Regions from separate parts of the Homo sapiens genome. Here region 1 is linked to region 2. A link is a loop called in an ENCODE intact Hi-C map of the cell type or tissue named here. Cell type or tissue: breast epithelium. All regions are shown on one strand. Links, peaks and the distances in the headings refer to the core of each region. The heading gives the core; the rest is flanking DNA. Region 1 has its middle 22 kb from the start of NUFIP2. Region 2 has its middle 11 kb from the start of TAOK1.

Region 1 (16,023 bases), core at 7,406-11,405, 65 kb after region 2:
GGGACATAATGTTGTCAACTTTCATCCAAGTAAATTGGGGAGAAAGTTATTTATAGTATTCTTATAAAAAAAGTAAACTTGTGATGTTGAATATATGACTCATTAAAGAGCACCATTATTAATCAATGACATCTATAATGTGTATAGGATATTAGTACCCATGCAGTATATTTTCTTTCTTTCTTTTTTTTTTGAGATGGAGTCTTGCTCTGTCACCCAGGCTGGAGTGCAGTGGTGTGATCTTGGCTCACCGCAACCTCTGCCCCCTGGGTTCAAGAGATTCCCCTGTCTTAGCCTCCCAAGTAGCTGGGACTACAGGCATGTGCCACCACACCTGACTCATTTTTGTATTTGCAGTAGAGATGGGATATCATCATGTTGACCAACTTGGTTTCGAGCTCCTGACCTAAAGTGATCTGCCCCACCTTGGCCTCCAAAAGTGCTGGGATTACAGGCATGAGCCACTGCACTGGGCAGTATGATAGACACTTGCTGTTTGCCTACCCAACTATTGTTCCCTCCTCCTTTTTTTTTTTTTTTTTCCTTGGGATGGAGTCTCGCTCTGTAGCCCAGGCTGGAGTGCAGTGGCACGATCTCGGCTCACTACAACCTCTGCCTCCCTTGTTCAAGCAACACTCCTGCCTCAGCCTCCCCAGTAGCTGAGACTACAGGCGCGTGCCACCACGGCTGGCTAATTTTTTGTATTTTTAGTAGAGACGGGGCTTTACCATGTTAGCCAGGATGGTTTCGATCTCCTGATTTCATGATCTGCCCTCCTTGGCCTCCCAAAGTGCTGGGATTACAGGTGTGAGCCACCATGGCCAGCCCCCTCCTCCCATTTTTTTCTTTCTAACAGAATCCCAGTTTTATTAAGATACAGATATCTGGGTCCTCCCTATCGCTAAGAGGTGAATTTTCATTGGTCTAAGCCAGTCAAGGTTTAGGCATGAGCATGTGACATAATTACGGCTAATGATATATAAAAACAGTTCTGCTGGCGGGAGTGAGAATGTCTTTGAGGAAAGATTTTTCATGCTAGTAATAAGACACCTACAGAATGAAATGATTCTTCTTCTATTTGTTTTTCTTTTTCTTTCTTTTCTTTTTTTTTGGGGGGGACGGAGTTTTGCTCTTGTTGCCTAGGCTGGAGTACAATGATGCAATCTTGGCTCCCTGTAACCTCCGACTCCCAGGTTCAAGAGATTATCCTGTCTCAGCGTCCTAAGTAGCTGGGAGTACAGGCATGCATCACTATGCCTGCCTTTTCATATTTTTAGTAGAGACAGGGTTTCACCACATTGGCCAGGCTGGCCTCGAACTTCTGATGTCAAGTGATCCGCCTGCCTCAGCCTCCCAAAGTGTTGAGATTACAGGCGTGAGCCACTGCACCCAGCCTGAGCCTCAATTTTTTAATCCATTAAATGGTAATTCTGATGGCACCTACTTCATTGGGTAACTGTGAGAATCAAGAAAGAAAGAAATAGAAAATTACTTATATAGCATCTAAGATCTCTTTTGGAAGCTCTTATTAAATAGTAGGAACGTAATACTAAAGTATCACCCACTTATCACCTTATGTAGCTTTCCGTAGAATTTTACTACCATAATTTGTTTAACTAGTTCCTTATTAAAGGACTTCAGAAGATAATAGTGGTCAAGTGCATTTGGCTTTGGTGTTGGGCAGATGTGTGTTTAAATCCCATCTCTATCACTTATTATCAGAGTAACTTTGGGTAAGTGACTTTAACCTCTCTCATCTTCAATTTTTTTATCTGAATTGTGAAAATCATTAACCTATAATTTATTCTCATGATTTGCAGATTCTGTATTTATGAATTTGCTTACATGCCAAAATTTATTTGTAACCCCAAAATCAATACTCATGATGTTTTTTCACTCATTGCTTGACACTACAGAAGAGGAAAACATTTGAGCTGCCCAAAATGCATGTTCCTAGCCAAGGTGGAACAAGGCAATGTTTTGCCTTCTTGTTTTAGCTCTCATACTGTAACAAGTATCCTCGTTGTCGTCTATTTAGTGCCATGCTTTCTACATTTCTGTGCTTTTTATTGGTGATTTCACTGTTAAAATGGCCCCCAAGTGTATTGCTGAAGTTCTGTCTACAGTTCTTAAGTGCAAGAAAATTGTGATGGAGAAAAGATGGAAAAAAGATGTGTGTTAGATAAGCTTCATTCAAGCATGAGTTATAATGCTGCTGGCCATGAGTTCAATGATTTTTTTAAATTTAAATTTAAATTTTTTTAGAGATGAAGTCTCACTATGTTGCCTAGGCTGGTATCACACTCATGAGCTCAAGGGATCCTCTCGCCTCAGCCTCCCAAAGTGCTGCAATTACAGGCATGAGCCACCAAACCCAGCCATGGGTTTAATGTTAAGGAGTCAACAGTATGTATTGAACATAATGTCTTTGATTGGTTGATGAAAATATTGTTATCAGAGGCCAGGCACGGTGGCTCATGCCTGTAATCTCAGCACTTTGGGAGGCCGAGGTGGGTGGATCATGAGGTCAGGAGATCGAGACCATCCTGGCTAACACGGTGAAACCTCGTCTCTACTAAAAAATACAAAAAAAATTAGCCGGGCGTGGTGGTGGGCACCTGTAGTCCCAGCTACTGGGGAGGCTGAGGCAGGAGAATGGCATGAACCCAGGAGGCGGAGCTTGCAGTGAGCCGAGTTCGCACCACTGTACTCCAGCCTGAGCGACAGAGCGAGACCCCATCTCAAAAATAAAAAAAGAAAATATTGTGATCAGAGGCTCGAAGGAACCTAACCCTGTGTATCCCCTAGGAGCAATGGCTTGCTATTCACTAATTCAGTGTTCGTGGATACTTTATAAAATACAACTACTAAAAATAGGCTGTGCGCGGTGTCTCACGCCTGTAATCCCAGCACTTTGGGAGGCCGAGGCAGGTGGATCACCTGAGGTCAGGAGTTGAGACCAGCCTGGCCAACATGGTGAAACCCGGTCTGTACTAAAAATACAAAAAATGAGCCGGGCATGGTGGCAGGCGCCTGTAATCCCAGTTACTTGCAAGGCGGAGGCAGGAGAATTGCTTGAACCCGGGAGGCAGTGGTTGCAGTGAGCCGAGATCACGCCATTGAACTCCAGCCTGGACAATAGAGCAAGACTCTGTCTCAAAACAAACAAACAAACAAAAAATACAACTACTAAAAATAACAACAATTCACTATCTCATACATAGTGTAGTTGCAGGGCTTAACTAAACTATTGCATGCAAGTGTTCAGCAAATTATGGTAACAAACAAATTATGGTAGTAAAATTCTATGAAAAGCTATATAAGGTGATAAGGGGGTGATACTTCAGTATTACATTTCTACTATTTAATAAGAGCTACCAAATGGGAGTTAAGGACCAATGCAGAATGGTGGTAGAGGTTGGGGTGAGACTCGCTCTGGATATATTCTTGTCAGTTTGATTCTGACACTTATCCAGGTACCACATGGCTCAAAGCAAGAGTTTAAGTGAAAACCATGACGATCTAGAAAACTTACAAGAAAACTCTCAGGCTAAGCCAGTGGATTCCCATTGAGAAAGCTTCAAATAGAGCATTTCCTTGCAAATAACAGTTTACTTTCACAAAAATAGGTGACCTAGCTCATGATCATAATTAGCCTTCTGGAATTGAATGACAATTGCTAATGCGCGAATATAATTCTCTCCTTTCACTTCCTATACTGGTAGGGAGTTTCTACTCTTCTTCCTCAGAATGTGCATTTTAATAGTAAAAATGCCACATTTTGTTGATTATTACCTGACATACATGCTTACGTAACATCATAAAAAGGGCAAGTATTGTGCAGATGAAATAGAGTGAATTTTCACAAGGGATTCAGGAAGGAAATCCATTATTCTCATTTTGAAGATGCTGAAACAAGGCCCAGCAATAAAGTTAAAGTTAGGTGTCAGACCTGAGAAAGACCTGTGCTGCTGCCATCTGTGCACTGTATCATTGCACTGTGCTCTGTTCTTACTGGGATGAGGAACAGTGAAGCCTACACACACCTTTCCATAAGAGGTTGCACTGGTCTTCTTTCAGTTACCCCAAGGCTCCAAGCTTTTTTTCTATCTTAATGGCCTTTGTATTGGCTCACTGCAACCTCCGCCTCCCAGGTTCAACCAATTCTCTGCCTCAGCCTCCCGAGTAGCTGGGATTGCAGGCGCCCACCACCACACCCGGCCAATTTTTGCATTTTTAGTAGAGACAGGGTTTCATCATCTTGGCCAGGCTGGTCTTGAACTCCTGACCTCGTGATCCACCTGCCTCGGCATCCCAAAGTGCTGGGATTACAGGCATGAGCCACCGTGCCTGGCCCCTCCCCTAACTCTTATCTTTTGGGTCCTGGTTGAGATGTCAGAGAGACTGTTTAGGTATCCCTCTCCTGCCCTACCTCCCTCATTCTCTTTCACAGTATTTTATACTTTCCTCCAGAGTACTCATCACAATTTGCAATTATATGTCTATTTGTGTATGTATTTGTCTTCTCTAACAGGCTCTTAGCCCTATGTAGGCAGGGATACCATCTGTTTTTGTTGTTGTCTTTTTGTTTTGTTTTTTGTTTTGTTTTGTTTGTTTGTTTTGAGACAGGGTCTTTCTCGCTTACCCAGGCTGGAATGCAGTGGCGCGATCTCAGCTCACTGCAACTTCCACACCCACACCCCATGGGCTCCAGCAATCCTCCCACCTCACCTTAGCCTCCTGAGTATCTGGGACCACAGCTGTGTACCACCACACCACCACACCTGGCTATCTTTTTGTTATTGTTTTTGTTTTTGTTTTAGATGGAATCTCTGTCACCCAGGCTGGAGTGCAGTGGCACGATCCTAGCTCACTGCAGCCTCCACCTCTCAAGGTCAAGTGATTCTCCTGCTTCAGCTTCCTGAGTAGGTGGGATTACAGGTGCCCACCACCATGCCCAGCTAATTTTTTGTATCTTTAGTAGAGGTGGGATTTCAACATGTTGGCCAGGCTGATCTAGAATTCATGACCTCAGGTGATCCACTGCCTCGGGCTCCCAAAGTGCTGGGATTACAGGTGTGAGACACTGCACCCAGCCTATTTTTTTTTTTTTGTATTTTTAGTAGGATCTCACCATGTTGCCCAGGCTGGTCTCAAACTGCTGGGCTCAAGTGATCCACCCGCCTCAGCCTCCCAAAGTACTGGGATTACAGGCGTGAGCCACTGCACCCAGCCCCCCATCTGTTTTGTTCTTCATGTTAACGCAATGCCTAACACAGTGCTGCATGCTGCATGTATAGCAGGCTCTTAAATACATATTAATTGAGAGAATAAATGAATAAATGAATGAAATGTTGTTTATTACATGCTACTCTGGTAAAGGATAGCTTGGGGTAGAAATAAATGTTACTAACAATATTTAAATGATTGATGTTGGGTTTAAGCATCCTCTACCGTCACCCCATCTCTACCCTCACCATCAAGTAGCATTTGTCTACCACATCTAATCTCCTAGTGCCAAGCCCTAATCTCTGTATATTTGGAGACTAGTTTTTGGAACAGATACATGTACCAAGACTGATTCAGTTTACAGGATTTTAGGCTTAGAGGTTCTTACTGAAATAAAGTTTGATTTCACATTATTCTGGATTAACTCCAGGCATTCACCATTCAATGTGAATAATTCAATGTTATTCTGGAGTAACTCCAAGGCATTCACCATGCAAAGGAAAAGACATTTGTTTTGTTTTGCTAAAACTGAACTTAAACTATATGAAAGACACAGCTGCATTTATAGATAATTTTGTGCATTTTAGGTATCCAAGAGTGGGCATTGTTTTTGGGTGGACATAATATTTCTTTTCTTTTTTCTTTCTTTCTTTCTTTTTTTTTTTTTTTGAGACAAAGTGTTACTCTGTTGCCCAAGCTGGAGTGCAGTGGCACCATCTCAGCTCACTGCAACTTCCAAATCCCGGATTCAAGCAATTCTCCTGCCTCAGCCTCCCAAGTAGCTGGGACTACAGGCATGTGCCACCATGCCCGGCTAATTTTTGTATTTTTAGTAGAGACAGGGATTCACTATGTTGGCCAGGCTGGTCTCGAACTCCTGACCTCGTGATCTGCCCTCCTTGGGCTCCCAAAGTGCTGGGATTATAGGCATGAGCCACCGCAACCGGCCTAAATAATATTTCTATTTGTACTGATATCCTACAAACTTTGTATTATATAGTTTAATAATGTATTTTTTCTAATTGTAAAAACAAGTATGTTCTTTGTAGAAATTTTAGAAGTTGCAGAAAAGCATGAAGGAGAAGCAAAAAGTAGAAAGAAACAAAAAATATCACTCAGAATCTCATCATTAGAGATAATCCTTGCTAACATTTTGGTATAGTCTCTCTCAGCCTTATTTCTTTTCTTTTCTTGCTCTCTCTTTTTTTTTTTTGTTTGAGACAGGGTCTTGCTTTGTCACCCAGGCTAGAGTGCAGTGGTGCAATCATGCCTCACTGCAGCCTCAACCTCCTAGGCACAAGCAATCTTCCCCACTCAGCCTCCTGAGTAGCTGGGAATGCAGGCACATGCCACCATGCCTGGCCAATTTTTTTTTTTTTTTTTTTTTTTTTGAGACAGAGTCTCTCTCTATCACCCAGGCTGGAGTGCAGTGGCACCATCTCAGCTCACTGCAACTTCCGTCTCCAGGGTTCAAGTGATTCTCATGCCTCAGCCACCTGAGTAGCTGGGATTCCAGGCTCATGCCACCTGCCTGGCTGATTTTTGTATTTTTAGTAGAGATGGGGTTTCACCATGTTGGCCAGCCTGGTCTCAAACTCCTGACCTCAAGTGATACACCTACCTTGGCCTCCCAAAATGCTGGAATTACAGGCATAAGCCACCGCACCCAGCTGCCTGGCTAATTGTTTACATTGTTTGTAGAGACACAGTTTCACCATGTTGCCCAGACTGGTCTCAAACTCCTGTGCTCAAGCAATTTGCCTGCATTGGCCTCTTAAAGTGCTGGGATTACAGGTGTGAGCCACCGTGCCTGGCCAGCTCAGCCTTATTTCTATGTGTATGTTTGGGTAGGTGCACACATATATTTATGATAGTTATCACCTGTAATCCCAGCACTTTGGGAGGCCAAGGCTGGCGGATTGTTTGAGGCCAGGAGTTGGAGACCAGCCTAGCCAACATGGTGAAACCCCACCTCTCCTAAAAATACAAATAATTAGCTGGGCATGGTGACACATGCCTGTAATTCCAGCTACTCAGGAGGCTGAGGCACGAGAATCTCTTGAACCAGGGAGGCAGAGGTTGCAGTGAGCCGAGATCACACCATTGCACTCCCAGCCTGGGTGACAGAGTGAAGCTCTGTCTCAAAAAAATTATCACATACATAAGGATATACTAGTTATTTACTGAATATGCCAGGAAACTTCATTTCCTTTTTAAACATATTAACTCTTGTAATCCTCTCAATAGTTATATGAGAAGATATTTTTATTCTTACTTTATAAATGAGTAAACGGAGGCTGAGAGTATCAATTTATTTGCTTAAGGTCATGTCATTAGTAAATGGTAGATCTGAGATGCAAATCTAGATCTAAAAGTCTATAATCTCAATCATTATGCTATATAGCTGTGTGTACATTTCTATGTTTTAAATCAAACTGGAATTACCATAGAAATAATTTTGTTTATTTTGAGATGGGGTCTTGCGCTGTCACCTAGGCTAGAGTGAAGTGGTGCAATCACAGGTCACTGCAGCCTCAACCTCCTAGGCTCAAGCAATCCTCCCACCTCAATCTCCCAAGTAGGCCCGGCACGGTGGCTCATGCCTGTAATCCCAGCATTTTGGGAGGCCAAGGTGGGCGGATCACCTGAGGTGGGGAGTTAGAGACCAGCCTGACAAACATGGTGAAACCCCATCTCTACTAAAAATACAAAAATTAGCTGAGTATAGTGACGGGCGCCTGTAGTCCCAGCTACTCGGGAGGCTGAGGCAGGAGAATCGCTTGAACCTGGGAGGCAGAGGTTGCAGTGAGCAGAGATCACACCATTGCACTCCATCCTGGGCGACAGAGCGAGACTCCCTCTCCAAAAAAAAAAAAAAAAAAAAAAAAGTCTCCCGAGTAGCTGGGACTACAGGCATGCACCACCATGCCTGGCTAATTTTTTGTATTTTTTTCTAGAGATGAGGTTTTACCATGTTGCCCGGGCTGGTCTGGAACTCCTGGGCTCAAGTAATCCGCTTGTCTCAGCCTCCCAAAGTGCTGAAATTACAGGTGTGAGCCACCGCACCCGGCTCTTATAGCATTTCATATGTTTTACTAACTTAATTTTCATGACTTTATGATCTATAAGATTAAGGAATATAAATGAATGAATAAGATATTGTTTATCACACATACACACACTGGTATAGCTTGGATTGAATAGATGTTCTGATGTTTGAGATTATTTTAATCATCTTAATTTTTTTTTTTTTTTGAGACAGAGTCTCGCGCTGTCGCCCAGGCTGGAGTGCAGTGGTGCGATCTCGGCTCACTGCAGCCTCCACCTCCCGGGTTCAAGCAATTCTCCTGCCTCAGCCTCCCAAGTAGCTGGGACCACTGGTGCGTGCCACCATGCCCAACTAAGTTTTTGTATTTTTGGTAGAGACAGGGTTTCACTGTGTTAGCCAGGATGGTCTCGATCTCCTGACCTCGTGATTCACCCGCCTGGGCCTCGTGAGCCACAGCACCCGGCCTTTTGTCTATTTCTATATGAACTGTTTTCTTTGCTTTTAAAATGCTGTCTACTGCTTCGAAAGATGATCATCTGGGTTTTATTCTAAAAGTGCCTACCTTTAAATTTTAAAAAAACCCACCTATTTTCAATGTTAAAATGAAACAGCAGCTCTTGATTTCTCCTGTGTATGATTGGGGTATTTAGCATACTTTTATTTTCCCTCATTCTTTACCTCCCACTCCCAACCCTCCCAGCTCAGTTTTATTAATATTGTTTGTCCTTTTAAACCTTTATTATTCTTCTTGGAAAAAGACATTTCTTTTTTTACATTACAATTTTTTCTTACAAAAGTTATTTTGGACATTTAAGTAAAGTTCTATTATGTATAAGTCCTTTTATAGTTCTTTTTTGTTTCTGTTTTTTGTTTTGTTTTGTCTTGAGACGGAGTCTCGCTTTGTCGCCCAGGCTGGAGTGCAGTGGCATGATCTCGGCTCACTGCAAGCTCCGCCTCCTGGGTCCACACCATTCTCCTGCCTCAGCCTCCCGAGTAGCTGGGACTACAGGTGCCTGCCACCACGCCTGGCTACTTTTTTGTATTTTTAGTAAAGACGGGGTTTCACCGTGTTAGCCAGGATGGTCTCGATATCCTGACCTCGTGATCCACCCGCCTCGGCCTCCCAAAGTGCTGGGATTACAGGTGTGAGCCACCACGCCCAGCCTCTTTTATAGTTCTTTTTTATTCTTAAGTTCTCATTCAGCAAAAGTATATCTTTGAGCAGTTTTCTTTCAGAACAGATAACCTGGGTGGTATCATTTTTGAGTCTTTTATATCTGAGTACTTATTTCTGAGGTCTTCACAATTGCATGACAACTTAGCTGAATGTCGAATTCTTAAATTACCCTCAGAATTCTGTACTATATGCTTTAATGACTTGTGGCTTACAGGGTTGCAGAATTCTGCCTGGACTGGTAGCTCACACCTGTAATCCCAGCACTTTGAGAGGCTGAGGTGGGCAGATAATCTGATGTCAGGAGTTCAAGTCAGGCCTGGTCAACATGGTGAAACCCCCTTTCTACTAAAAATACAAAAATTAGCTGGGCGTGGTGGTGGGCGCCTGTAGTCCCAGCTACTCGGGAGGCTGAGGTAGGAGAATCGCTTGAACCCAGGAAGTGGAGGTTGCAGTGAGCCAAGATCACGCCACTGCGCTCCAGACTGGGCGACAGAGGGAGATTCAGTCTCAATAAAATAAATAAAATAAAAAAACAGAGTTGCAGAATTCTGAGGCCAGCTTGACTTTTGTTCCTCAGAGATTATTATTATTTTTTTTGAAACAGTCTTGCTCTGTCGCCTGGCATGATCTTGGCTCACTGCACTCCGCCTCCTGGGTTCAGCGATTCTCATGCCTCAGTCACCTGAGTAGCTGAGACCACAGGTGTGCACCACTATGCCGGGCTAATTTTTGTATTTTTAATAGAGATGGGTTTCACCATGTTGGCCAGGCTGGTCTCAAACTCCTGGCCTCAAGTGATCTGCCCACCTCAGCATCCCAAAGTGCTGGGATTACAGGCGTGAGCCACTGTGCCCAGCCTATAGCATCTTTTCATAGTCCTATGATCTTTCTCCATTTGTTTTTTTTTTGTTTGTTTTGTTTTTTGAGACAGTCTCGCTTGGTCACCCAGGCTGTAGTGCAGTGACACAATCGTGATTCGTTGTGGCCTCTACCTTCCTGGCTCAAGCGATCCTCGTATCTCAGCCTTCTAAGTAGTTGGGATGTAGAGACAGAGTCTCCTTATCTTGCCCAGGCTGGTCTCAAATTCCTGGCCTCAAGCGATCCTCCTGCCTCAGCCTCCCAAAATGCTAGGATTACAGACATGAGCTACTGAGCCTGGCCACCACTTGCTCATCTTAACATAAAGAGGTCTATGGTTGTCCAGCTTTCGATAATACTTAAATGAAGATTGCGGTGAATTCTATTAGAAACTGGAATGTGGCTGGGCGCAGTGGTGCACACCTGTAATCCCAGCACTTTGGGAGGCTCATCACTTGAGGTCAGGAGTTCAGACCAGTCTGGCCAACACGGTGAAACTCCGTCTCGACTAAAAATACAAAAACAAAACTAGCTGGGCATGGTGGTGCATGCCTGTTAATCCTAGCTACTCAGGAGGCTGAGGCAGGAGAATCGCTTGAACCTGGGAGGTGGAGGTTGCAGTGAGCTGAGATTGTGCCACTGCACTCCAGCTTGGACGACAGAGCAAGGCTCTGTCTAAAAAAAAAGAAAAGAACTGGAATGGGTCTTAGTATATCCCCTATCTTCCCTTTCCACTGCCCTCACCTAGTCTTCAACCCTGAGTAATGGGGTGTTCATAGAACTCTAATGGGGTGATAAGATATTTTATAGAAGTAGAATCTTGATCTGACCTCTCCTTCTAATTGGGAACGTCTATGTTCTAACTAGCAGAAATTCCTCAAAGTTTCTGGCATATGGAAAATTTTCCCTCTATTTTTATTCCTTTGATCATTTCAATGTGAATTTAGAATGAGGCAATTTAGAAGCCTGTCCTCGCAAAGCCATTTTATTTAAAAACCACAAAATAACACTTTTTTTCTGTGTGAAGAAGGTTAGAAAAAAAATGCTCAAGACTCATAATTATATGTAGTTTTAACATTTTTTCATAAAAGGTTTCAAATCCCTTGGGAAACTACATGGTCTAGTGGGAAATGAGAGAATGGATTCTGATTGTGATATGTAATTTCACTGCAGCTTTGAACAAACCATTTGAACTTCAGATTCTCTAATCTTAGATTTTCTTACGTCATAGTGTGACAGAGAAAGCACTATGAAAAAAATAAATGTGGAAGCTCTTTGAACTGTTCAAAGATAGACAATAAGGAAATCTGAGGGCTTTTTGTTATTGTTTGAATGCTATTATAGCTTTGAGCACTTTCGAGCTAGACCAAAGAGTGTGCGCTTGAGGGATAGCAGATGAGGCCTGGTTGCTGGGAAGCCCTGGTATGCAAAACAGCTCTGAAGTATAGTTGAGGTAGAGACACTGCTTTGGACACTGTCATCTTGTGTAAGATTCAAGACAGTGGTTGGCCGGGTGCGGTGGCTCATGCCTGTAATCCCAGCACTTTGGGAGGCTGAAGCGGGTGGATCACCTGAGGTCAGGAGAGACCAGCCTGGCCAACATGGTGAAACCCCATCTCTACTAAAAAAATATAATAATTAGCTGGGAGTGGTGGCACACGCCTATAATCCCAGCTACTCAGGAGGCTGAGGCAGGAGAATTGCTTGAGCCCGGGAGGCGGAGGTTGCAGTGAGCCGAGATCACGCCACTGCACTCCAGCTTGGACGACAGAGCAAGGCTCTGTCTCTAAAACAAAAACAAAACAAAACAAAACAAAACAAAAGACAGTGGTAAATGTAGTCTCACTTTTCTGTTAGGTCAAATTACTACACCAGATTTATCTGAAATTAGTTTGCCTCCCCTCTTTATGGAAATGAAGGCCTCTTGGTGGGTTAATTATGCCTCTGTAAACAACTTTCATACTTCTGGCCAGCACAGGCCACAGATGTTGTCTATTTTTGTGAGATGATTTGAAAGTGTGCAAAAAGAAACATCTGTATGGTTATCTCAGAAGTTTAAAGAAAATATCTTATTGTGCCAGGTAAAACTTTTCTGTTCTACCCCCCTTATGCTATTAATCCTTCCTGTATTTTATGATTCAATTGTTAAATGAAATTTCTATAAGATTCAGTATGGAATTTTCCTAATCATGGGAAAAGATATTATCCTCACTAAGATCCATGACACTGCAGCTATTTCTGCACTATGGAGATAAGTGGCTCTCTCTGTCATTAGTCTTAGACATGTGACTTTTTAGAAGTGATGGACATGAAATGAAGGAATAAGAATTTCTTCCTTATGGCTAGGCTCAGTGGCTCACGCCTGTAATCTCAGCACTTCGGGAGGTTGAGGTGGGTGGATCACTTGACCTCAGGAGTTTGCAACCAGCCTGGGCAACACAGAGAGATCTCATCTCTACAAAAATAGAAAACATCAGCCAGGCATGGTGGCGTGCGCCTGTAGTCCCAGCTACTCAGGAGGCTGAGGTGTGAGGATCACCTGAGCCTGGGGAGGTGGAGGTTGCAGTGAGCTGTGACTGCCCCACTGCACTCCAGCCTGGGCAACAGAGTGAGACTCTGTCTCAAAAAATTTTTTTTTCTTCCTTCTGTGCAACGTTGTGCAAATGCATCACACTTGTAACCTATAGGCCAAAACAGAATAGGACAACTTAATTGTTCAACAACTGATTAAATACCTGTTGTATGCCAGACACTGCACTAGGAGCTAGATATACATGAGCAGACAACACATAGTTCCCAGGGAGGAAAATTAATCAAATATATTAATTACATAAGGTGTTATGAAGAAAATGTATAGGATACAATACATGCAAATAAGAGTAGGAGAGGCAAGAAATACTTTGACAGGGCAGGAAGGAAAAGATTATTTGAAGTGACACTTAAATCAAGCCTTAGGATGAGCAGGAATCTACTATGGGAAGAGCAGAATAAACAGAATGTGCTAAGGCTCTGACTTGGGCAAAGCCCTAAAAGTCATGGTGAATGGTGGTGACACAGTGGTTGAGCAGAGAGTGAGATAAAATGAGCTTAGAGTGGAATGGAGTGATTAGATTTATGTTTTAAGATTACGCCATGTGTTTTGTGCAGGAATGGGTAGGAGTTTAAGAAAGAAAGTAGATAGGATGACAGCAAGACTGAGGGGGAAAAAAAGAATGAAAGTAGAGAGACCTATTAGGAGACTATTGTAGCTTAGACTAGGATGTAGAGGATATAGAAGGAAGAAAATCCAATTAGTATACATTTGTAAATAGAGTTGATAGATCTTATCAATGAACTAGTTGTGGGGGTGGGAGAAAAAGAAGAAACAAGTATACTCCTAAGTTTCTGGAGCAAGACACTGGGGAATGGTGGTATCATTACAGATGGTGAAGATCAGAGAGAAAGGGATTTGGAGAAGAAAAACTAAGAGTTTTTTTGTTTGTTTGTTTGTTTTTGTTTTGTTTTCTTTTGAGATGGAGTTTTGCTCTTGTCACTCAGGCTGGAGTACAGCAGCATGATCTCGGTTCACTGCAACCTCTGCCTCCTGGGTTCAAGTGATTCTCCTGCCTCAGCTTCCTGAGTAGCTGGAATTACCGGCACGTGCCACCAAACCCAGCTAATTTTTGTATTTTTAGTAGAGACGGGGTTTCAACATGTTGGCCAGGCTGGCCTCAAACTCCTGACCTCAAGTGGTCTGCCCGCCTCGGCCTCCCAAAGTGCTGGGATTATAGACATGAGCCACGGCGGCTGGCCAGAGTTTGGTTTTGGACATGATAAATTTGAATTGCTTGTGATGTATCTAAAAAGATACCACAACTGGACAACTGCATGTCTGGAGCTCAGAGGAGAGGACTGAGGACATATATTAGGAGTGAACACTACTGGGATAATATTTTAGCCCTGGAAATGGGTAAGATCTCCTAGGAAGACAATGTAGAGAGTAGAAAAGAGAGCCCATACCAGCACTAATGAGAGGGTAGGGAAAAAAGGAAAGAAAAGAAATCCCAGAATTGAGCCTGGAGAACTAACCAGGTGAACAGTTATGTTACTGAAAAGAAATGCTGAAAGAAATTAAGAGGAGCATGTGGTTTAGAGAGGAAATTGATGATTTATGTTTGGAACTTGACAAGTTTGGGGTCCTGACTGGGTTCCTGTCGTTCCTAATGTGGTGCCTGAGCAAAATATATAGGTCCCTTTTCAAATGTTAATGCTACATTTATAGTTTATTTTATGATTCAGTCTTATTGTATCTCCATGAATTTTCAGAATAAAACATCCCTAATCACGCCAGAGTTGGAGTCTGGAATGAGAGAAAACAACTTTACTAAGATCCATGATGCTGCAGCTGTTTCTGAATTATGCTGCTAAATGGCTTTCTATTTCACCAATCTTAGACAACAAGCAGCTATTTTATTTTAGTAATGGACATGAGATGAAGAAAGAAGGATTTGTCCAATGTTGAGCAAATACACTTTGCTGGCAGCACAGAAACTGAGGAGAACACAATGGTAATAGACATATATTGAGCATCTACCATGTGCCAGGCACTGTGCTAGGCTCTGGGGATAACTCAGAACATGACAGACAAGTATAGGAGCTTATAAACTAGTAAGGGAGATGGAAAAAAGTTAACTTACAGATAAAATAACTACAAATTTTGGTGAGTGGTGTGAAAGAAACAAATACAGGAAAAAAGCAGGGGATAGTACTTAGGGTCTGGATAGGATATTTAGGGCAACTTTCCTTGAGGAGGTGACATTTACTGATTCCTGAAGGATGGGGAGTCAGACATACCAAGATTAGGGGGTGATGAGCAACCAAATTGTCTTTTGCAGTATTTGGCCCTGAAAAGCTAAGGCAGGCCAAATAGCTTGTATTGGAATATTCAGTAGTGGTGCACCAAGAAGGGGGGTGGCTGGGAGTGATCTGATCCCATGGGGAGTATTTTATCACTGACAATTATAATTACCAGCTGGAGGCTGGGCATAGTGGCCCAGGCCTATAATCCCAGCACTTTGGGAGGCCAAGTCTGGCAGATCACTTGAGGTCAAGAGTTTGAGACCAGCCTGGCCAACATGGCGAAACCCCGTCTCAACTAAAAATACAAAAATTAGCCAGGCATTGTGCAGCATGCCTGTAATCCCAGCTACTAGGGAGGCTGAGGCAGGAGAATCACTTGAACCTGGGAGGCAGAGTTTGCTGTGAGCAGAGATTGAGATCCTGCTGCTGCACTCCAGCCTAGGTGACAGAGAAAGACTCCATCTCACTGACTCTGTTTCAAATAATAATAATAAAATAAATAAATAAAATTGCCAGCTGGGCAGGTGGCACACACCTGTAATCCCAGCACTTTGGGAGGCCGAGGAGGAAGACTGCTTGAGCTCAGGAGTTTAAGACCAGACAGGGCAACATAGTGAGACCTTGTCTCTCCAAAAATAAAAATAAAATAAATGAAATTAGCCAGGCATGCTGCCCCATGCCTGTAGTCCCAGCTATTTGGGAGGCTGAGATGGGAGGATCTCTTGAGCCTGCGAGGTTGAGGCTGCAGTATGCCAAGAATTGCACCACTGGACTCCAGCCTGGGTGACAGAGTAAGATCCTGTCTCCAAATAAATAAACAAAAATAAATAAAATAGGCCGGGCATGGTGGCTCATGCCGGTAATCCAGCAC
Region 2 (16,023 bases), core at 5,360-9,359:
CCACAAACTTAGCATAATGTACATAATGACATTCAACAAATGTTTGCTATCAGTTCAATAATTCTGCAGACATTTTCTCCTATGTGTCAGAAATTGGGTTAGGTGTGGGAGATGTCAAGAAGAGTGAGTGAATGAAAGCTGTTTGCCTGGAGTGTATGGAAGAATAGCTGCTGCAAATGTTAGTGTGACAGAGAACTCTAGGAAAAGGTGTACACACATGCTAGAGTTCTCTGGAGGTTACTGTCACTTTGGCACTATGTGCCTGGCCGATGGGTATTTCTGGAGTCTTACACATGTCAAATGTTTTCAGGATTGTCTAAGGTTCTAAGAATGTCTAGAAGTCACCTGCTTCCCAAACTGATGTACGTATCGGAGTTATAGCCGGTCCTGTCATGTAAATGATGTGTTTTCTGCTATGCTTCTCTGTGTCTCTTGACTCCCAAAAGCATATACTGTAAAATGAATATGCCCTACCCATGTCTCAGACTTATAGTGAAGATCCTGTCTGGATATGAAAGTTCTGTTGTATCCAGGTGATAGCTGCTTTATTTCACCTGACCACAAGTGCTAATATATTCTACTCTAGCTAGCATCCCCACAAAAAACGTATCAGTTAGCCTCACTAGCAGTTCTATTCCACTTGTAGTGAACATCTGTTATTCTTGTCTGTCCCAAATTTCTCCCTCTTCTTCTGGCAAAAAGTACCCTATGGCCGGGTGTGGTGGTTCACACTTGCAATCCCAGCACTTTGGGAGGCTGAGGTAGGTAGATCACTTGAGCTCAGGAGTTTGAGACCAGCCTGGTCAACATGGGGAAACCCCATCTCTACAAAAATTAGCTGGGTGTGCTGGTGTGCACCTATAGTCCCAGCTACTAGGGAGGCTGAGGTGGGAGGATCACTTGAGTCTGGGAAGTTGAGGCTGCAGTGAGCCCTGTTTACACCACTGCACTCAAGCCTGGGTGACAAAGTGAGACCCTGTCTCAAAAAAAAATTTTTTTAATTACTCTACAGTTCTTAGAGAACTTTCCTGTCTGTTGTTCTGTGGAGTTCTTGTGGGGTTGTTACTCTGGGCCTCTTGCTACAGATGGGCACGCCGTCACAGCGTGGGCAACCAAAATAGCTCACCCCTTGGTGAAGCAACTGGGCCAGGGAAGGGTACATGACCCAGAGCCCAAGCTGGACCACTCAGAGATGTTCATTTGGATTTTATATACTGCTTTGTGAGAGTGAGAAGTTTTGCTTTGCCTTTGGGCTCATAAACTGGGATGATGTAAATCTAGACTTTCTATGGAGTTCCTCCCACACAGACCCCATCTCCCTCATCCAGCATCCCTCTGTTGCATAAAATAAACTACCAAGATGCAAGCTTTCCTCCATATGATCTATGTGAAGCCTGCTTAAATTGCTTATAGAAGCATGTCTATGGTTCATAAGCTCCAAGTTCTGATCTCATCCTCACAAAGTCTCAAATGCCTTCAAATTCTACATTTACAACATTCTAACATTTCTGTGTTGAGTAAATTTATGAAGAGGAGAAATAAAAGGCAAGTTTCATGGTAACCATTTACATGGTGCCATATGATATCCGGGCCAGACCTCTGTCCCTTCTTCGGGGGTTTCTGGGCAGTGAGTAGGAGAGAGCAGGTTATGTAGGAGAGGTTGTTTAAAACCTGAATTTTGAGACACTCACTGTCTCTAGTGGGTATAATACAACATATCAGTAAAGGAAGCATTTGATTTTTTTTTTTTTTTGATACAGAGTCTCACTCTATTGCCCAAGCTGGAGTGCAGTGGCACAATCTCGGCTCACCACAACCTTTGCCTCCTGGGTTCAAACAATTCTCGTGCCTCAGCCTCCTGAGTAGCTGGGATTACAGGCATGCACCACCATGCTGGGCTAATTTTTGTATTTTTAGTAGAGAAGGCGTTTCGCCATGTTGGCCAGGCTGGTAACGAACTCCTGGCCTCTAGTGATCTGCCCACCTTGGCTTCCCAAACTGTTAGGATTACAGGCATGAGCCACTGCACCTGGCCAAAGGAAGCATTTGATTAAAACAGATATTAGAAATTTTCCTGATTCATTTCCTGTGTGTAGACAGTATCCATGACAGCATTCAGTGTTGAGGTGTATTAAAACTAGGTGGCAGCAGTGGGAAGCACCCAAGTTCACCAGCTGTATCCCCTGACCCAGTATGGACACTCAACTTTATAACAAAACCCAATCTATAAAGAAAAATACCCAGGGATTGGGAGCTGGGTGTGGTGTGTGGAGAGACAGAAAAAAGGGAGACAGAGTCAAACACTTAACAAAACTTTTTAAGCTCCTGTGGCACTGATTTTTCAGTTACAGGGCCTAATATATTTCTTTTTTCCCACCCTTAAGCTGATTTGGGCCGGGCACAGTGGCTCACGCCTGTAATCCCAGCACTTTGGGATGCCGAGGCGGGCGGATCACGAGGTCAAGAGATCGAGATCAGCCTGGCCAACATAGTGAAACCCCGTCTCTACTAAAAATACAAAAATTAAGCCAGGCATGGTGGCGCACACCTGTAGTCCCAACTACTTGGGAGGCTGAGGCAGGAGAATTGCTTGAACCCGAGAGGCGGAGGTTGCAGTGAGCCAAGATCACGCCACTGCACTCCAGCCTGGCGACAGAGTAAGACTCCGTCTCAAAAAAAAAAAAAAAAAAAGCTGATTTGAATTGTCACCTTCAACCACAAGACTTCTTTTTTTGTTTGTTTGTTTTTTTAAGACAGAGTCTTGCTCTGTCACTCAGGCTGAAGTACAGTGGTGATCATAGCTCACTGCAGCCTCGAACTCCTGAGCTCAAGGGATCCTCCACCTTCAGCCTCCCAAGTAGCTGGGACTTACAAGCACACACAACCATGCCCAGATAATTTTTTATTTTATTTTTTGTAGAGACAGGGTCTAGCCATGTTGCCCAGGCTGGTCTCGAACTCTAGCCTCAAGTGATCCTCCTGCCTTGGCTTACCAAAGTCATGGGATTACATGCATGAATCAGTGCACCTGGCCCCAAAAGACTTCCTACTAGTATATTACTCCTATTTAGTAAAGAGAAGTCCAAAGAGGAAGCCTAAAGAAAATCCCAAGCCAATAAAATATTAACTTATTTTATGTTTTGATTGCCAGCTGTTTGTGTTTCATATGATGTGTGGCAGAAATCTGGTAGGAATTCATGTAGATTTTTTTAAATCCTGGCAGATGTCAGCCATAGCAAAGGGCATAATAAAATCACCAACTCGTCCTGAAGATACATTCCAAAAACCTCTCAGTCCACAAACATGCTGCCCAACCCTTCCTATAGCCACAGATGTCCCAGACAATCAACCATGATGCACTGATCATGGGATGCCTGCCAGAGGGTAGTGTCAGAGAAGTGGGATGAATATTTACCTCCTTGCACATACACAGTAATAGCTAACACTTTAAAACATTTTCCATGGACTAGGCATGGTGCTAAGCACCTTACATGTTACTTAATCTTACTTACTTAATCTTCACATGACCCTCTGAAGAAGGTAATATTAACCCCATTTTACAGATAAAGAAAAGAATCCTCAGCTTGGTTATGAGAATGACACAAAGTAAGGGCAGCTACCGACATTAGTAAGTGATGGAAGTGGAACTCCAAAGTCAATGTCTTTTTTTTTTTTTGAGACAGAGTCTCACTGTGTTGCCCAGGCTGGAGTGCAGTGGCACAATTTCAGCTCACTGCAACTTCTGCCTCCTGGGTTTAAGCAATTCTCGTACCTCAGCCTTCTGAGTAGCTGGAATTACAGGAGTGAGCCGCTATGCCCAACCCAAAGTCAATTTGTTTTTGTTTTTGAGACTGAGTCTCACTCGTCTCTAGGCTGGAGTGTGGTGGCGCTATCTCGGCTCACTGCAAGCTCCGCCTCCTGGGTTCACGCCATTCTCCTGCCTCAGCCTCCCGAGTAGCTGGGACTACAGGTGCCTGCCACCACACTCGACTAATTTTTTTTTTTTTTTTTTTTTTTGTATTTTTAGTAGAGACGGGGTTTTACCGTGTTAGCCAGGATGGTCTCGATCTCCTGACCTCGTGATCCGCCCACCTCGGCCTCCCAAAGTGCTGGGATTACAGGCTTGAGCCACCGCGCCCGGCCTAGGTCAGGACTTTCTTATATCAAGTTGTATTCTACCAACTGTTACGTACCTTGGCCCAGTATTTATCTATTCTTGTAGGTTAAAATAGAAGAATATGCTGCCTCCATGTGCAGGGCATTTTAAAAGGATTGGCATTTTAAAAAGATTTTCACAAAATGGATCACATTATATGAGAATATGGAGCTCAAGAAGCAACTCCGTACATGATCAGCTTTATTTTCCAGCCTGTAAAACCACACTTCTATCAGGCATCCTTCTGTAGACATGTTTGAGTGAGATGGGCAACAGAGCAAGACTCTGTCTCAAAAAAAAAAAAAAAAAAAAAAAAGGCTGAGCTTGGTGGCTTACGCCTGTAATCCCAGCAGTTTGGGAGGCCGAGGCAAGCGGATTGCCTGAGCTCAGGAGTTTGAGACCAGGCTGGGCAACACAGTGAAAACACGTCTCTACTAAAATACAAAAAAATTAGCTGGGCGTGGCAATGTGCGACTAGTCCCAGCTACTCAGGAGGCTGAGGCAGGAGAATTGCTTGAACACGGGAGGCAGAGGTTGCAGTGAGCTGAGATCGTGCCACTGCACTCCAGCCTGGGTGACCGTGCGAGACTCTGTTTCCAAAAATAAAAAATAAAAATAGAGACAGGGTCTTGCTTTATTGGCCAGGTTGGTCTCAAACTCTTGGCCTCAAGCAGGCCTCACACGTCCGCCTCCCAAAGTGCTAGGATTATAAGTGTGAGCCCCTGCACCAAACCTGCTTTTTGTTTGTTTGTTTTAAAAGCTCACAGCCAGCCACAGTGGCCCACAGCACTCCAACCTGGGTGTCAGAGTGAGACTCTGTCTTGAAAATAAAAAAATAAAAATTAACTCTAAGGATCAGAAAAGGAAGCTATCTGCTTCAATGGGATGTGTATATGATTTGTTCTCAATACTACCTCTTGTAGTAAGGGTCCTTGCTCTTTGAGTTGGTCATTCCTCTCTTCACCTATGTTGTCAACCACTCTCAAATGGCAACTCCCCCTCAGCATTAAAAACATGCCCTAGTTTCTTCTTCTTTGGGGAGAAAAGAAAGATTACTTTCATCTCTCCTGTCTATAGCCAAGCTTCTTGGAATTCCAAATTATCTATCTTCCCACCCCCCTCTACTAATATTGATCTTGCCAAGGTCAAGACTGACTTCCTGGTTGCAATGTCTAGTGAAGTCATTTAATAGTTTTATTCCTGTCATCTGCAATATTTGACGTCATTGACAGTCCTTCCATCTTGAAACTGTGTTCCTCCTTGGCTTTTTCAACACCACTCAAAACCAGATTTCCTTCCACCTTCCTGTCCTGGCAGGGTCCTCTTCCTTCACCTACCCCTTAAAAGATGCCCCTCCAATCCTCATCTATTTTCCTGAAATTGTTATAGCAAGAATGTTCTCTTCTAGTTATTTCATACATTTGGGAGTGGAAAGAGATTCAGGCTTTCCCTAGTATTTTTTAAATTTTTTATGGAAAATTTCAAACATTCAAAAGGAGTGCAATAAATAATAAACTTCCAGGTGTTCATCACCTAGCTTCAACTAGTATAAACACTTTATCATTATCTTTTACCTCTTCTCCCATAAACCTTTATTCTCCCTGCTGGAGTTTGTTATTTTTTTAATTTATTTTAGAGACAGGGTCTCGCTCTATCATCGAGGCTGGAGTGCAGTGGCACAGTCATAGCTCACTGCAGCCTCAAATTCCTGCGCTCAGACAATCCTCCCCATCAGCCCCCCAAGTAGCTAAGACTACAGGTGTGTGCCACCATGCTCAGCTAATTTTTAAAATTTTTTTGTAGAGATAGGGGTCTCACTATGTGTCCCTGGCTGCTCTTGAACTCCTGAACTCAAGCAGTCTTCCTGTCTTGTCCTCCCAAAGTGCTGGCATTACAGACATGAGCCATCACACCCACTCAACACCCCCTGGAGTATTTTTATTTATTTATTTTTTTGAGACAGAGTCTCACTTTGTCACCCAGGCTGGAGTGCAGTGGCACAATCTCGGCTCATTGCAACCTCTGCCTCCCAGGTTCAAGCGATTTTCCTGCTTCGGCCTCCTGAGTAGCTGGGATTATAGGCCTGTGCCACCACGCCAGCTAATTTTTTTGTGTTTTTAGTAGAGCATGCTCAGCTAATTTTTTTGTATTTTTTGTAGAGACAGGGTTTCACCATCTTGGCCAGGCTGGTCTCGAACTCCTGACCTCGTGATCCACCCGCCTCGGCCTCCCAAATGCTGGGATTACAGGTATGAGCCACCTCACCGAGGCCCCTGGAGTATTTTTAAATAAACCTCTTATAAATCATCATAACATTTCACCTGTATATACTTCAGTATGTATCTGTAACAAAGACCTTTATTGTAGCATAACCACAATATCATTATCACACCTTTACAAAATTAAAAAAATTGTTTTCTTTGTTTTTTTGTTTTTTTTTTTGAGATGGAGTTTCATTCTTGTCACCTAGGCTGGAGTGCAATGGCGCGATCTTGGCTCACTGCAACCTCCGCCTCCCAGTTTCAAGCTATTCTCTTGCCTCAGCCTCCCGAGTAGCTGGGATTACAGGTGGGCGCCATTGTGCCTGGCTAATTTTTGTATTTTTTTAGTAGAGACAGGGTTTCGCCATGTTGGCCAGGTTGGTCTTGAACTCCTGACCTCAGGTGATCTGCCCACCTCGGCCTCCCAAAATGCTAGGCATGAGCCACTGTGGCCGGCCCCCGTCTCTATTTTTTTTTTTTTTTTTGAGACAGTCTTGCTCTGTTGCCAGGCTGAAGTGCAGTGGCATGATCTCAGCTCACTGCAACCTCTGCCACCCGTGTTCAAGTGATTCCCCTGCCTCAGCCTCCTGAGTAGCTGGGACTACAGGTGCGTGCCACCACGCCTGGCTAATTTTTTGTATTTTAGTAGAGATGGGGTTTCACCCTGTTGGCCAGGATTAGTCTCGCTCTCCTGACCTCGTGATCCATCTATTTTTAAAAAGAAAGAAAAAGCAACTGTACTAATTTTTACTATTATTTCCTCTCCTTTTGAAAGGCTATGTTAAATTCCCATACTGCCATGCCACTTCTGGCTTTGATGACTTTCACTCCATTATTACACCATAGGGGCAACCCTTATTGCTCAGGACACACATGAACACAGAGATTTTCCCCATCACTGCTAAGAGACCCAACAGTCTGCTTTGGAATTAGATAATGCATTGAGAAAGCTAGCATTTCTCTCAGATCAGACTCTTTGAATGATAGGAGGAACATAAGATTGAGAAACTTTCGTTCCCTGGAAGAGAACACGCCAGTTGTGAAAAGCCCAAAGTTGTAAATTGTCAGATGGTGACTGCCTGGGAAACCTATCAAGATTCCTAACAGCTCAGCTGAGAACCTAATTACCAGTTACAAAGAGAGACAGGAAAAACGTGTTGTCAGAGTGCGCCTGGTCAGAGAGAATGAAGTATGATGTCCCAGCCTCATCACCAGCCTCCTTCTTGTTTCGACTAGAACAAAACACATTAGTATAATTGACATTACACATGTTTATTATCCGGAACAAAGGAACCATGTCAAACCATAACTCTGTGTCAGCTGAATCTTTGGTAATCACATAAACTAAACAATGGCATTTGACCTGATTGTGCAAAAACACTTCCGGGATTCTCAGTGCCAAGGATAATACCATCCTGTACTTAACTTTTCACCTGGAGTTTACACAAACTTCAACGAATCCTCTTAATTTCCTGGAGTGAAGAGGAGCAGTAATCTTTTGTTCTAGTGAAGCCCAGAGAGGGATAAGAACTTACCTAAAGCCACACAATCAGCAAACCAGCATCGTATTTTCTTTTCTTTTTTTTTTTGAGATGGAGTCTCTCACTCTGTCGCCCAGGCTGGAGTGCAATGGCACGATCTCAGCTCACCGCAACCTCTGCCTCCCAGGTTCAAGCAATTCTTCTGTCTCAGCCTCATGAGTAGCTGGGATTACAGGTGCCTGCCACCACACCCGGCTAATTTTTCTTTCTTTTCTTTCTTTCTTTCTTTTTTTTTTTTTTTTTTTTGTATTTTTGTAGAGACAGGGTTTCGCTGTGTTGCCCAGGCTGGTCCAGAATTCCTGAGCTCAGGCAATCCATCTGCCTCGGCCTTCCAAAGTGCTAGGATTACAGGTGTGAGCCACCGTGCCCGGCCTCAGCATCTTATTTTCTAAGGAAAATAAATTAGTATCAACCATGCTGCAGCACCAACATGAGGAAACCAGCACTCTTCACCAAGAATCCCTATATTGGGGAAAACCAACGTTAGTGTATTCACATGCTAGTTTTTACAAAGACTTCTAGTCTTGCAAAACTCACCCACACTTCCCACTCTCTTACCTCACTGGTATCAGCAGCAATTGAGCGTGAATGCTAACTTTCTCAGTGGGAGATTTTTTTTTTCAGTTGTTGAAAACAGGGACCTGGCACTTACAGCAACAGGGGGATAGAGAGAGAATTAATATTTATTGGGGACCTATTATATTCCAGATAGTATGTTTTACCTCTATCTAATCTGTAAGCCAGCTGGCAAAGTAGATGCTACTATAGATATCATCAGATGCCATACCTGGAGTTCATAGAGTTTAAGTAAATTGGCCAAGCTCACATCTTTAGTAAATGGCAGAGCAGAATTTTTAGCTTTTTATTTATTTGTTTATGTACTTTTTTTTTTTTTGAGACGGAGTCTCACTCTGACGCCCAGGCTGGAGTGCAGTGGCGCAATCTCGGCTCACTGTAAGCTCCGCCTCGCGGGTTCATGCCATTCTCCTGCCTCAGCCTCCCGGGTAGCTGGGACTACAGGCGCCCGACACCACGCCCGGCTAATTTTGTTTTTGTATTTTTAGTAGAGACGGGGTTTCACCGTGTTATCCAGGATGGTCTCCATCTCCTGACCTCGTGATCTGCCCGCCTCAGCCTCCCAAAGTGCTGGGATTGCAGTCGTGAGCCACCGCGCCCGGCCTGTTTATGTATCTTTTAGAACAGGGTTCGGAGTCTCACTCTGTCACCCAGGCTAGAGTGTGATGGCACTATTTTGGCTCATTGCAACCTCCGCCTCGTGGGCTCAAGCGATTCTCGAGCCTCATTCTCCTGAGTAGCTGGGATTACAGGCGTGTACCACCACGCCCAGTTAATTTTTTGTATTTTTAGTAAAGATGGGGTTTCGCTGTGTTGGCCAGGCTGGTCTCAAACTCCTGTCCTCAAGTGATCCACCCACCTCGGCCTTCAAAGTGCTGGGATTACAGGTGTGAGCCACCGTCCTGACCTAAAGTCTGTGTTCTTTATAATGCACAGTGCTACCTCAGTAGAAGAGAAGGAACTATGGGGACCTCCCAAGAGATAAGGTTGATGAAATGAGCGACTCTGAACTCCCAGTACTTTTGTTTTTATTTATTTATTTATTTTTTGAGACGGAGTCTCGCTCTGTCGCCCAAGCTAGGGTGCAGTGGCGCGATCTCGGCTCACTGCAAGCTCCGCCTCCCGGGTTCACGCCATTCTCCTGCCTCAGCCCCCCAAGTAGCTGGGACTACACGGGCGCCCGCCACCACGCCCGGATAATTTTTTGTATTTTTAGTAGAGATGGGGTTTCACCGTGTTAGCCAGCATGGTCTCGATCTCCTGACATCCTGATCCGCCCACCTCGGCCTCCCAAAGTGCTGGGATTACAGGCGTGAGCCACCGCGCCCAGCCAAGAACTCCTAGTATTTTTGATTGTCCTATACACATAAGGATTAGAATTGCCTGGCACAAATAGAAGGCATTTGGGCAAAATACTCCATCAGATTAATAGATACTACAGAGAAAAGGAAACTGGGTTGGAGAATGGGAGATTGGAAGGGAAATGAAGTGGATGAAGAGAAAGAAGGATCAGGAAGGGAATATGCCTAGGAAATTTAGTGAGTAGCTTGGGGTTGTTACCAGAGACCTTCCACTAGGACCCACAGAACAGTGCAGAAGCCGATACTCTTTTTTTTTTTCCTCTCTCTCTACTCACCATTTATTTTGTCTTCTGTAAAAGGATTAGCAGGATGGGCTCAGTGGGAAAGGAGGCCCCTGTGGGATCCTGTTACCAGCCATCTGTGTTCTGTTCTTTACTTTTGAACAAGACGGCTCCAAAACTCTGAACTGGAGAGGGAGTTGGAGCTGCATACAGATCAGCAGAGCTGTTGCTAACAGCTCTGACGCCTGCAGAATGACTCAACCCTCTGTGCCTGGCAGAGTCAGCTGTGGTCCCCTGGAGCCTCCTACTCTAGGGAGAAAATCAGAGATGTGGGGAAGTGGCTTGGGGAAAGGGAAGGAGGACCCTTGATCTTGGGCAGGAATTCAGGCTGGAAGGATAGATTGGGACACTTGAGTCTTCATTTAAGAGTTCCAGCTAATGATGGGGGAGGGATTAAAGATGACAGTGAGGAAAGCACAATCTTCTGTATACTTTAGCTTCTCCCCAAAAAGAGTATACTGTCTGGAGGATGGCAGTCAGTAAAAGCCATATGGCTGTGTCACCAGGAATTCATCCCAAACAGAAATCTCACTCACCTCCCTGGTGAATTTTATTCAGGTACAGGCAGCTCCTGCTGTTCCCTCACTTTCTGAGGAGCCCAAAGACTCTTTTTGTCCCTACAGGGCACCATTAATACTTAACATTTTCAGTGCTGAACAGTTGCTAGCTTCAGACCTCTCCTCTGGTCACTTACTCAGATCTCTCTTAGACGTAGGCAATTAGGAAGAAGAAACCATGCTGGAAAGCTCCTAGGTAAGCCTTCCTGTTTGTTCTGGTCTTTGTTGCTTGTGTATGGGTCATGCCAAGAGTTGTCTGGATTAACCCTATATCAATACTTAAACACCCAGCTCCACCCCGCTCCCCAAACAACCCCAGCCTTCCCTCAAAGAACTTTCCTTTTTATTTGGCTCCTAATCATTCACTAATAGACAGCCCCCCAACTTTGTCTTTTGGGTGCCATGGCAACTCAAAGAAACGGTTGACACTGCCAATAAAGGCATCTGCAAGAGCTCCCTAAAGCCAGACTCCTTTAAAAACAATAATACACTAGGGAATCACCACTATATCCACCCTTCCTACCACCCCACATACACACCCTCAATTGTTGGCTTTAGGGAGAGACTCACAGTTCTTGGAATAGCTGAGAAAGTAGCTGCTTTGCCCCATATGAAAGGTTTTCATACTCTAATACAATTCTTCCCTTAGACATTAGCCTATAAATCAAACCTACCTACCAGGTGTCCATGGAATTTTTTACAAAATAAGTCTGCATGTGCCCTTTACTGATTTTCATTTTTCTGTGCCTATAGGAAGAATCTGAGTATATGGTATTTCAGGGATGAACTTCTGGCTAGTTTCCCACAATGAGGAGACTCTTGATGGCCTCATATAATATGTGTGAAAGTGCTTTTAGATAAGTGCTCAAATATTCATATTAACTAGTATTCCCTGTCCTCGTTCCCCTTTAGTTCAGGCTATATAGTATAGTAGTTAAGCTCTGGGACTCTGGAGCCAAATTTCCTGGATTGAATCTTCTACTTTGCAACTTTTCGTAAGCCTTTCTCTGTCCCTCACCTTTCCCCATCTGTAAAATGAGGAAAATACGAGTATCTACTTCAGAGGATTTTGGGGAAGATTAAATAAATTCAAATCTATAAAGTGCTTAGAACAGTAGCTGGTTTTATATGCTGAACATCTTTTGTATATCAAGTTTACTACTAGACACAGTATGCTGCTGGGAAACACAGACAATGTAACCTGTCCTCAAAGAGTTAACAGCCTGATATTCTCTGGGTAAAGAGAGACAAACCAATATGTAGGTAATGTGACAAGTGCTTCTCTAAATGAAGAGAGAAAACAGAGGAGAGAGCCAGAAATTTACCCTTAGAGGATGGCTGGGTTTTCCCAAAACAGAGAAATGGTATATCATTTAGGAACTCTGGGTTGCAAATAATAACTTGCTTCATTTCGTTCAACAATTTTATTTTAAAGATCTATGTCACAGAAACTCAGGAAAACTAAGAGCCCAGTAGAGCAAGAGATGGCATTTTTATTGTTTTCACTCTGATGTTCACTCATTAGCATGACTTAGCTATTTTCCTCCTGGCAGGGCCTCTTCCACCAGTACTGATTGATTCTTTATTCTTCCTTTCAGATGAATGTTCTCTACCTCATAGTTTCTACTTCCTTGTAGGTTTCCTTGATTCCTCATGGCTCTGAATTTATCTTAATATTAATAGCTTTTCTTTAGGTATCATTTCAGCTTGTGTTCTTATCATTCGAAGCTGCATCCTCGGGCTGGGTTCGGTGGCTCATGCCTGTAATCCCAGCACTTTGGGAGGCCGAGGTGGGTGAATCACTTAAGGTCAGGAGTTCGTAGACCAGCCTGGCAAACATGGTGAAACCCCATTTCTACTAAAAATACAAAAATTAGCTGGGCGTGGTAGCAGGTGCCTGTAATCCCAGCTACATGGGAGGCTGAGGCAGGAGAATTGCTTGAACCTGGGAGGCAGAGGAGGTTGTAGTGAGCCAAGATTGTGCCACTGCACTCCAGCTTGAGTGATGGAGTGAGACACTGTTTGAAAAAAAAAGAAAGAAAAAGAAAAAAAAGGCTCATTCTCTCCTTTTGCTAACTCAAAATTTAAACATTAAGAGAGGCTGGGTGCAGTGGCTCATGCCTGTAATCCCAGCACTTTGGGAGGCCAAAGCCGGGGGATTGCCTGAGCTCAGGGCTTTGAGACCAGCCTAGCTAACATGGTGAAACCCCATCTCTACTAAAAATGCAAAAATTAGCTGGGTGTGGTGGCAGGTGCCTGTAATCCCATCTACTTGGGAGGCTGAGGCAGGAGAATTGCTTGAACCCAGGAGGCAAAGGTTGCAGTGAGCCGAGATCGTGCCATTGCACTCCAGCCTGGGTGACAAGAGCGAAACGCTGTCTCAAAATAAATAAATAAATAAATAGGCCAGACGCGGTGGCTCACACCTGTAATCCTAGCACTTTGGGAGGCTGAGGGGGGTGAATCACGAGGTCAGTAGTTCGAGATCAGCCTGACCACCATAGTGAAACCCTGTCTCTACTAAAACTACAAAAATTAGCCAGGCATGGTGGCACGCACCTGTAATCCCAGCTATTCAGGAGGCTGAGGCAGGAGACTCGCTTGAACTTGGGAGGCAGAGGTTGCAGTGAGCCGAGATTGCGTCACTGCACTCCAGCCTGGGTGTCAGAGCAAGACTCCGTCTCAAAAAAAATAAAATAAAATAAAAATAAAATAAATAAAGAGAATCTGGGCCAGGCGCAGTGGCTCACATCTGTAATCCCAGCACTTTGGGAGGCCAAGGTGGGGAGGATCCCTTGAGCCCAGGGGTTCGAGACCAAGCTGGGCAAAACCGTGAGACCCCATTTCACATATTTTTAAAAAATAATAAGTTTTTAAAAAGAGAGACAGTGTCTGATCAACCTACTCCTTTTTAATTGCCAGATATGTTGGAAATTGCTAGCCAGGTCCTGGATTATCCACCATTGCGTCAGATGCCAATTCTGGTCCAGTCAGCTAAGGCAAAAGGGACATAACTATGGCTACCTAGAGGCTGTCTCTTCAACAGAGGCTGTGGGTGGGAAAGTTTCCCTTGGGAAGGAAATGTGGATGTAGCAGTCATGATGTTCTGTCTAGAAAAGAAATAAGAAACAACATGTACAAAGAGCATGGGAAAGAGAAATGCAGTGTCTGGAGTTGATTCAACAGATATTTACTGAAGGATTGCTAAATGTCAGTCACTATGTAAGGAATAGATAACAAATGCTTTGAGGAGTGTTAGGATGCCATGGGAGCCCATTGCAGGGCCATCCGAACAAGACATGGGATGTCAAGAAAGGCTTCTTAGAGGAAGGAAACTCCACATGGGACCAGATAGAGAAGTAGGAATAAAAAGGAGCATGGCAGGCTGGGTGCGGTGGCTCACGCCTATAATCCCAGCACTTTGGGAGGCCAAGGTGGGCGGATCACCTGAGGTCAGGAGTTTGAGACCAGCCTGGCCAACATAGTGAAACCCCTTCTCTACTAAAAATACAAAAAGTTAGCTGGGGGCGCGGTGGCTCACACCTGTAATCCCAGCACTTTGGGAGGCCGAGGCAGGTGGATCACGAGGGGAGGAGTTCGAGACCAGCCTAACCAACATGTTGAAACCCCGTTTCTACTAAAAATACAAAAATTAGCTGGGCGTGGTGGCACGTGCTGAGTAGCTGAGTAATCCCAGCTACTCAGGAGGCTGAGGCAGGAGAATTGCTTGAACCTGGGAGGCAGAGGTGGCAGTGAGCCGAGATCACACCACTGCACTTTAGCCTGAGTGACAGAGGGAGACTCCGTCTCAAAAAACAAAACAAAACAAAACAAAACAAAACAAAACAAAAAATTAGGTGGGCTTGCTGGCACATGCTTGTAATCCCAGCTACTCAGGAGGCTGAGGCAGGAGAATTGCTTGAACCCAGGAGGCAGAAGTTGCAGTAAGCTGAGATCGCGCCATTGCACCCCAGCCTGGGCAACAAGAGTGAAACTCCATCTCAAAAAAAAAAAAAAAAATTAGCTGGGCGTGGTAGCGGGCTACTGTAATCCCAGCTACTTGGGAGGCTGAGACAGGAGAATCGCTTGAACCTGGGAGATGGAAGTTGCAGTAAGCCAAGATCGCGCCATTGCCATTGCACTCCAGCCTGGACCAAAAAAAAAAAAAAAAAAAAGAGCATGGGATTCCAGGATCTGAAAGAAACTTAATGAGACTGCCAGAAAATGAGGGGGAATAGCAAGAGATATACAGGGACTATGTCATTCAGGTGCTAAAAACTGTAGTTACCATTTACTGAACACAGAACGGAACACTGTGCTCATTATTTTGTATGTATTAGTTTATTTAACCTTCTCAACAATTCTATGAGGTAGGAATAATTATTGTTCATATATATATATTTTGAGATGAAGTCTTGCTCTGTCGCCCAGGCTGAAGTGCAATGGCACAATCTCGGCTCACTGTAACCTCCACCTCCTGGGTTCAAGTGATTCTTCTGCTTCAGCCTCCCCAGTAGCTGGGAATACAGACATGTGCCACCATGCCCAGCCGATTTTTTTTTTCTTTTTTTGTATTTTTAGTACAGACAGGGTTTCACCCTGTTGCCCAGGCTGGTCTCAAATTCCTGAGCTCAGGTGATCCACCTGCCTCAGCCTCACAAAGTGCTAGGATTACAGGCGCCAGCCACCGTGCCGGTCCTCTTTTTTTTTTTTTTTTTGAGATGTAGTCTCGCTCTGTCACCCAGGCTGGAGTGCAGTGGCACAATCTCGGCTCACTGCAACCTCTATCTCCCAAGTTCAAGTGATTCTCCTGCCTCAGCCTCCCTAGTAGCTGGGATTACAGGCACCTGTCACCACGCCCAGCTAATTTTCTGTATTTTTACTAGAGATGGGGTTTCACCATGTTGGCCAGGCTGGTCTCCAACTCCTGACCTCAAATGATCTGCCTGCCTCGGCCTCCCAAAGTGGGATTACAGGTGTGAGCCACTGTGCCCGGCCTATTGTTTACATTTTTAAGATGAGGAAACCAAAACTCAGTGAGATTTACTAATTTACTAATAATCACATAACTAGCAAGTGGCCAAACTGCTAATAAATGAAATTATATTTACTTTGTGGGTCATATTCAGAATATAACGGTATTTATTTTAAGAGCAATGGGAAGCCATTGAAGGGTTTTAAAGCAAAATTGCATTTGGGAAAGATCATTCTTGCTGCAGAGTATAAAATGGATTGTAATGAGCAAAAGGAGACGTAGGGAGACCACTTGGGACCCCACTGCAGACCAGGT

The links. A loop is a pair of places that touch in the nucleus more often than their neighbours do. Peaks named below come from ENCODE experiments on the same cell type or tissue, not always from the same donor. Only the 100,000 strongest peaks of a DNase experiment are listed, where the experiment ranks them.
Region 1: it touches region 2 in a loop (25-fold over the local background); 2 of 110 quality-filtered maps call a loop at or near these places.

What each region holds. Positions count from the first base shown.
Region 1 is chr17:29,308,385-29,324,407 of GRCh38, reverse strand. No RefSeq gene overlaps it. Among named protein-coding and RNA genes, the nearest start is that of NUFIP2, 22 kb to the right of the region's middle. In breast epithelium, for the core only: no CTCF peak of the experiment used is centred there; no DNase peak of the experiment used is centred there.
Region 2 is chr17:29,371,196-29,387,218 of GRCh38, reverse strand. No RefSeq gene overlaps it. Among named protein-coding and RNA genes, the nearest start is that of TAOK1, 11 kb to the left of the region's middle. In breast epithelium, for the core only: no CTCF peak of the experiment used is centred there; a DNase peak (open chromatin) is centred at 7,583; H3K27ac peaks cover 650 bases.